Regions from separate parts of the Homo sapiens genome. Here region 2 is linked to region 1. Evidence: read pairs that join two places in POLR2A ChIA-PET (ENCODE). Cell type or tissue: A673. All regions are shown on one strand. Region 1 holds the start of ARMCX1 (armadillo repeat containing X-linked 1). Region 2 overlaps RPL36A-HNRNPH2 (RPL36A-HNRNPH2 readthrough).

Region 1 (4,000 bases):
CCCAGAGAAGCGCGCACACGTCGCGGGCGGAGTCTGCAGCTACTGCGGGCCGGCTCTGAGGCAGCTCGACCTAGGAATAAAGGATGCATTTCAGATTTCAGGCTCCTTTTTGTGTCTTTGAACGCAAACAGACTGAAACAACAACAAAACAAACAAACGTACAAAAATACAGAGATACTGGCAGAGACTCGGGGCTTGATATCTAGATCACTGATTCCTTTCTTCCACCCGGAAGCTAAGTTTGGAAATTTTCCCCGCTTAAAGACTCTCCAACCTCACGTTCCACCACCCCACCCTAGAACGTTAAAGTTCCCTGCCACCCCTGCCCTTCCAGATGTCCTGTGAACAGTGGCGCCCTCACATGCACCCACAGAGGTCCAGGCAGTTTTTTTTCCTTCTCTTTCTTGCTTCCAAGTGCACTGCTTCGTGCAAACCTGCAGACCAAGGGCGCGGGGAGAGGGGTACTGAGAGCTCTGGGTACATATAGATCTCACCCGGGACGGGGCACACATCCCTCTTCTGAATTCCTAGCCCTTTACAACTGCCTTGCCCAATGTTTCCCGCCTTCGGTTACCCTCCTCTCCTCACAGAGCTGCGGCTTTGGAATTCATTATCTCCCTCCCTCTTCCTCCTTCGATGATTCCTCTAACCCTCCATTCCACCTCCACCCCTACTCCCATCATTGGCATCCTCCGAAGATGTCGCCACACATTTTCATCGTTAACATTTTCCTTGTAACAAAATGAAGTGAGAATATCTAAAAGCCGTACTGGCGTGAAATGCCTAAAGGTCTCCAACTCCGCCCTTGCCTCCGCCAACTCCTCCATCTCAAATGTACCAGGACACCGCCGCCCCCCCCCCCCACCCCGTGTCATTATACCAACTACCTCTGCTCCGGAGCAATTTCTTACCTCCCTCACCTCGGTTTCCGCTTCCACTAAACCTTCAAGACTGACAAACTTCAGAAGTGAGTGCTTGGTCGACGGACCAACACCAAGGACCCTGTACCCCAAACAGTAATTTGGAGTAACGTCCTCCCAACCCCTGGACTCTCTTGACGCCCACCCCTTCTCAGCTATTTTCTTCCCTGTCTTGTACTTGCAGAACAATTTCTTTTGCAAGCTCCGAAATGGTGTAGATAAGAGGGAAGGAGGGGGATATGGAAGGGGTCCACGGGCCCATTCGAGTTGCAGTCGCCACCATGCTCCACCCCCAAATAATGCCATCACCCTTATTATGACCTACTTGGTTCTTGACAACTTTGCGTTTCTTCCTGCTCCAAGGGTTGGACTGGCCTCCGGCCCCAAGATCTGCAGACACAGGCAACAAGGCAGAAACTGAAGGCTCAGCGGACAGAAAAGCACTTCGGGGAGTCCCAATATCCACTTCTCCTAATTCAGGGTCCTGGCTGTCAATGGATTTTACCTTTTTGTTTCTCACCCTACCCTCACTTCTCTGGACTCCGCTGACACCAGCCCTGTCGCTTGGTAGTGTTCCCCTACCCCCGTCCCCGCCCCCGGCCCTCACTCCCTCCCGCAGCCCCAGCGGTCGGCCATTTTCCCAGCAAAACCACACCCCTTTCAAACCACTGGAAGCGGGGCGGGGCGAGGGGGGATATGGAAAATCCGAGGAGAAAAACAAAACCAACCGATCTCTTCTATTCCTCTCCCCAACGCACCCTACCCGCAATCACAAGCACTTTTCCTGCAGCCACTGTTACATCCTCTTTTACTGAAGAAAAAAAAAATGGCAGGAAGATTGCTTGAGAGTCGGTAAAGGGCCCAAGTTAAGGCAAGGACCTCAGTCATCCCAGTCCTTCTGGGCGCCGCGGGACAGCTCCAGCTTTACACTGACCTGCAGGGATTCCAGGCAGACTATTCCTTTGTTCCCAAATGGCACAGCGTCCTACTGAAAGAAAAGGGGTATGACTGTCAGACGCACAGCCCCAAGATTCTGGCTTGGTAGATGGGCCAGCACACAGGACATGAATCCGAATATCCGCCCTCCCTGATTCAAGGCCCTGGATGTTAAAGGTCCCACGACGCCCGAGTCTGGGGTCGCCCCTGGAATCCGGCCCCAAGGTCTACCATTTTTGTTCTAGAAAGGGCAAGGGATACTGCAAGGGTTTGGAGAAAGTGAACTGTGCTCCCCCTTCGGCCTCCACGGTTCACTGCCCGCGCCGCAGGGATCCCCTGGCAACGCCCATCCACACACAAACCTGCTGGGATCCAGGCAGAACCTCGTCCTCCTTCCCCCAGGCCACAGGCCCTCTCGCCCTCTGGGCTATAGGAAGAGTGCAACCGGACCAAACGAAGACTAGGATTAGAAGGACGTCTGCACGCGTCGGCTCCAGCTCACGTGAGGGCCACGTCAACCATGAGATCAGGACCCCAATTACCACTCCCATCAGCAGCGCCGCAGAAGCCGGCCCTCCCCTTCCTTCCCTGACACATCAGGTCCTGTCACTCATTTTCCTCTTTGCCAACCCCGGAGACTAGAAGTAGCTTCTCTTTGTGGTGAATTTGCCTTTCTTTGGTTTACAGGGAGAGGCTGTATCTGCTCCCGTGTCCGTTGGCCTTTTCTTCCTCTTCGAGGAATAATTTTTTATCTTCTCTAGTCCCAGTCCAACTGTCTCTCTCTATACCTCCCCCCATCACAAGTCATGAATGTCCTATTTCTTCTGCACCCCTGTAAAATGTGGAGCAAGATGTTAGAAAAGGAGATAGATCGTGGGAGTGTCTTATTTAAACTTTTCTGCTCATTTGTTTTTAAATCAGTAACGCATTACTTTTATATTGAGAAAATAAAATGATGCTATTTTCCTTTGAGTGGAGAGTTTAAACGGGAGAGAAAACCCAAAAGGCCTCATTAATTTCGTTATTTTATTTGTAACAGTAGGAAAATATTTCTACTGGTTACAGCCAATTAGTAGCTTTTAAAACAAAATAACTCATTTTAAAATTGAAAAGTGGGCTGAGGTGGGTGGATTGCTGGAGCCCAGGAGTTTAAGGCTGCAGTGAGCTATGATGTCACCACTGCACTCCAGCCTGGGTGACAGAGAGCAAGCCTCTATCTCTTAAAAAAAATGGATTTTTTTTACATGATCTATGAATTACTCCACAAAGAGACGACCAGTTGTCTAATCTTGGCCATTTTACACAAATAATTCCTTACTTTTTCTATTTTTGAATCAACTTGCAATTTGATAAGTTAAAGCAACACAACCCTGTCTTATTAAATTAAAGAAAAGCATGTATTTAACGTCCCAAAGTCTTGACCGACTGTTATATGAACCTCTTGTGATTTGATGGCTACTCTGATCACCTGCCTCTGAATTGAATTCCAGTCTACCAAGGCTGAGGCACCTGAGGGTGTGAGGGATGCAGCGATGTTCTAATCCTTCCTGCCCTGTCAAGAGCGGAAGAAGGTGCTGCCCTCCCACCCTTCCACATTCCATAGCCTCTCATCCCCTGTATTCAGGCACCCATCTATTGTTCACTCCAAAAATATATATAGATGAGTGACCAAGGTGGTAAATGCCACGTTTACTCAGGTGACCAATCAGAGTAAATACCTTTGGCTCCTTCCCTTCCTTCCCCAAATTCCCACAGAGGTAACAGCAATGCATCGAAGGGCTTTCTGTTCCTACCTACCCCTCTGCCCTTATTCATGGTGCCTGAGTGAGCATTGCTCCTAATACTGTGTGCTGCCACCACCTGACCTGAGAGGTGCAGCCCGCTGGGCTTCTTGCCTCTGGCTTCCTTAAAAAGAGAACCTAATCTTGTTGCAGAGTTACTGCCTGCCAGTCCATATCCACCTTGGTGCCCGCTCAGCCAAATGTATGCCTAAGGAACAATCCCCATGGATTAACCCAGAGTAGGCATTCTCACACGGACAACCTTGTGGACCACCTGCAATTGTGGTCATACGTATATTCATTTTCGTGGAGAAAGGAGCCATAGCTTTCATCAGATTCTCACAGGCATGTATGACTTTTAAA
Region 2 (4,000 bases), 150 kb after region 1:
ATTATAGGCGTGCGCTACCACATCTGGCTAATTTTTGTATTTTTAGTAGAGATGGTTTCACCATGTTGGCCAGGCTTGTCTCGAACTCCTGACCTCAGATGATCCACCTGCCTCGGCCTCCCAAAGTGCTGGGATTACAGGCATGAGCCACCGTGCCCAGCCTCTACAAACTTTTTATTCCATTAACAAACTATATGCCTGGGATTTAAGTTTTCTTAATACTTGATGGAGTCCTATGTAATTTTGCAGCTTTTAATTTTACTAAGACCATTTTAGTTCTGATTATAGAAGTAAATTAACTTTAAGGGATTTCAAGTTATATGGCCTACTTCTGAAGCAAACTTCTTACAGTGAAAATTCATTATAAGGGTTTAGACCTCCTTATGGAGACGTTCAATCTGTAAACTCAAGAGAAGGCTACAAGTGCCTCCTTTAAACTGTTTTCATCTCACAAGGATGTTAGTAGAAAGTAAACAGAAGAGTCATATCTGTTTTCACAGCCCAATTATACAGAAATCCGACAGTACTGCAATCACTGGCGAAATTTTGCTGACATTGATGATTCCTGGAAAAGTATAAAGAGTATCTTGGACTGGACATCTTTTAACCAGGAGAGAATTGTTGATGTTGCTGGACCAGGGGGTTGGAATGACCCAGATATGGTAAAAACTTGAGCCCTCCTTGTTCAAGACCCTGCGGTAGGCTTGTTTCCTATTTTGACATTCAAGGTAAATACAGGTAAAGTTCCTGGGAGGAGGCTTTATGTGAGAGTACTTAGAGCAGGATGCTGTGGAAAGTGGTTTCTCCATATGGGTCATCTAGGTAACTTTAAGAATGTTTCCTCCTCTCTTGTTTGAATTATTTCATTCTTTTTCTCAGTTAGTGATTGGCAACTTTGGCCTCAGCTGGAATCAGCAAGTAACTCAGATGGCCCTCTGGGCTATCATGGCTGCTCCTTTATTCATGTCTAATGACCTCCGACACATCAGCCCTCAAGCCAAAGCTCTCCTTCAGGATAAGGACGTAATTGCCATCAATCAGGACCCCTTGGGCAAGCAAGGGTACCAGCTTAGACAGGTAAATAAGAGTATATATTTTAAGATGGCTTTATATACCCAATACCAACTTTGTCTTGGGCCTAAATCTATTTTTTTCCCTTGCTCTTGATGTTACTATCAGTAATAAAGCTTCTTGCTAGAAACATTACTTTATTTCCAAAATAATGCTACAGGATCATTTTAATTTTTCCTACAAGTGCTTGATAGTTCTGACATTAAGAATGAATGCCAAACTAACAGGGCCACTTATCACTAGTTGCTAAGCAACCACACTTTCTTGGTTTTTCAGGGAGACAACTTTGAAGTGTGGGAACGACCTCTCTCAGGCTTAGCCTGGGCTGTAGCTATGATAAACCGGCAGGAGATTGGTGGACCTCGCTCTTATACCATCGCAGTTGCTTCCCTGGGTAAAGGAGTGGCCTGTAATCCTGCCTGCTTCATCACACAGCTCCTCCCTGTGAAAAGGAAGCTAGGGTTCTATGAATGGACTTCAAGGTTAAGAAGTCACATAAATCCCACAGGCACTGTTTTGCTTCAGCTAGAAAATACAATGCAGATGTCATTAAAAGACTTACTTTAAAATGTTTATTTTATTGCCAACTACTACTTCCTGTCCACCTTTTTCTCCATTCACTTTAAAAGCTCAAGGCTAGGTGGCTCATGCCTGTAATCCCAGCACTTTGGGAGGCTGAGGCGGGCAGATCACCTGAGGTCGGGACTTTGAGACCCGCCTGGACAACATGGTGAAACCCCATTTCTAATAAAAATATAAAAATTAGCCAGGTGTGGTGGCGCACGCCTGTGGTCCCAGCTACTCTGGGGGCTGAGGCATGAGAATCGCTTGAACCCGGGAGGTGGAGGTTGCATTGAGCTGAGATCATGCCACCTCACTCCAGCCTGGGCAACAAAGATTCCATCTCAAAAAAAAAAAAAAAAGCCAGGCACAGTGGCTCATGCCTGGAATCCCAGCACTTTTGGAAGCTGAGGCAGGCAGATCACTTGAGGTTAGGATTTCAAGACCAGCCTGGCTAACATAGTAAAGCCCTGTCTCTACTAAAAATACAAAAATTAGCCAGGTATGGTGGCGAGCTTCTGTAGCCCCAGCTACTCAGGAGACTGAGGCAGGAGAATCACTTGAACCCGGGAAGTGGGGGGGTGCAGTGACCCAAGATCACGCCACTGCATTCCAGCCTGGGCAACAGAGCAAGACTCCATCTCAAAAAAAAAAGTTCTATTTCCTTGAATAAAATTTTCCGAAGTTTAAACTTTAGGAATAAAACTATTAAACCCATATTTACTCATCCAGATACCCACCCCCCTTGTTGAGATTCTCTCCCAATTATCAAAATGTGTAGCATATTTAACTACCAAGAGCTAAACATCATTAAGACTGAAATGTATTAAGAAGGATGTATAGGCCAGGCACGGTGTCTCACGCCTGTAATCCCAACACTTTGGGAGGCCAAGTCGGGCGGATCACGAGGTCAGGAGATGGAGACCATCCTGGCCAACATGGTGAAACCCCCTCTCTACTAAAAATACAAAAATTAGCCAGGCAGGTGGCAGGCACCTGTAATCCCAGCTACTCCAGAGGCTGAGGCAGGACAATCACTTGAACCTGGGAGGCAGAGGCTGCAGTGAGCTGAGGTTGTACCAATTGCACTCCAGCCTAGGTAACGAGCAACACTCCATCTCAAAAAAAGAAAAAAAAAAAGATGTATAATTTGGAACTGTTAAGAGGCATTTTAAAGAATGGATATTTTGTCTCTTAAGATTCTTCCACCGGGGAGTTTGGCCAGACCTGGTGGCTCACACCTGTAATCCCAACATCTTGGGATGCTGAGATAGGAGTTTCACTGAAGGCCAGGAGTTCCAGACTAGCTGAGTAACAAAGAGAGACACCCAACACAAAAACTAAAATTAGCCAGGTATGGTAACAGGCACCTATAGTCCCAGCTACTCAGGAGGCTGAGGCAGGTGGACCACTTGAGCCTGCAAGCTCAAAGCTGTAGCAAGCTATGATCCACACCACTGGCACTTACGAGAGGGAGACCCTGTCTCAAAAAAAAAAAAAAAACTCCACTGGGGGGTTTCATACACTAGAAAACCTATTCTTTGTAGTTATTTTGGTATAAATATATCTACTTTAAAATGTGAGGGGGAATGTCAAAATGTTCAAGAGTGTAAGACCAAGTCCACAGACAATGTTATATATGTTACAGTGTACTGTGTCTGAAGAACAATGCCAAAATTCTTTATTAAATTAACTGTTATAACAAAGATCTGACACTTAACTCTTAGCAAAGACATCTCATATTCACTATGAATGTGTTACTGACTTCTCCCTATTAGCCTGAAATGTGTCTACTCACATGATAACCAATAACCATTGCATAATGACAAACTGCCTCATAAGGCCCCTAGTGATTGAAGTGCCAAATTAGAAAATTGCAACATATGATGTGAACTCAACCAGTCAGCTTCAATGCAAAACAAGTAGTACCAGTAAGAGGCATAAATTTCCCCACAAGCGGAATTGTATTGATGGCTCTAGCTTATTCCCTCCCAAAAGATGAACAGCAAACAAATGAAGTGAACATAAACTCAAGATTTTATTGTCTTCATAATAAAAGATGACACTTAGAACTGGATCACTTGGCCCTGTAACAGAACAGAAAAAAGTTGTTTTGTATTTTGCCATGAACTACTGCCCCATTAAGAACATTATCTGTTCCTAAAATACTCACCATGCTGTTAAGCTGCCTCATTCTTCCTTTCCTCCTTGTAGCAAAAGACCTCACATATCTTTAGCTATAGATCTAATATTTTTAGAGGATTACCCCTGAGCTCTATGCCACAATGAATAGATGTTCACCTTTTCAAATAATAAAGCTATGAAAAAGATTGCACCTTCCACCCATAATTATATACCTTTCTCTTCT

Evidence for each region. Peaks named below come from ENCODE experiments on the same cell type or tissue, not always from the same donor. Only the 100,000 strongest peaks of a DNase experiment are listed, where the experiment ranks them.
Region 2: POLR2A ChIA-PET joins it to region 1 with 9 read pairs; 5 of 35 experiments call an interaction of 5 or more read pairs at or near these places.

What each region holds. Positions count from the first base shown.
Region 1 is chrX:101,548,879-101,552,878 of GRCh38, reverse strand. ARMCX1 (armadillo repeat containing X-linked 1) reads right to left here and starts at 2,332. Exons shown (of 4, transcript NM_016608.2): 1 at 2,219-2,332; 2 at 1,855-1,908; 3 at 1,246-1,310; 4 at 1-70. In A673, no CTCF peak of the experiment used is centred here; DNase peaks (open chromatin) are centred at 1,568 and 2,398; H3K4me3 peaks cover 1,291 bases; H3K27ac peaks cover 642 bases.
Region 2 is chrX:101,395,447-101,399,446 of GRCh38, reverse strand. All of the region lies in intron 3 of RPL36A-HNRNPH2 (RPL36A-HNRNPH2 readthrough), which reads right to left. RPL36A (ribosomal protein L36a) reads right to left here. Exons shown (of 5, transcript NM_021029.6): 4 at 3,990-4,000; 5 at 3,292-3,719. The coding sequence ends at 3,699. It overlaps GLA (galactosidase alpha), which reads left to right. Exons shown (of 7, transcript NM_000169.3): 5 at 501-662; 6 at 880-1,077; 7 at 1,348-1,644. The coding sequence ends at 1,638. Among named protein-coding and RNA genes, the nearest start is that of RPL36A-HNRNPH2, 6.4 kb to the right of the region's middle. In A673, no CTCF peak of the experiment used is centred here; no DNase peak of the experiment used is centred here.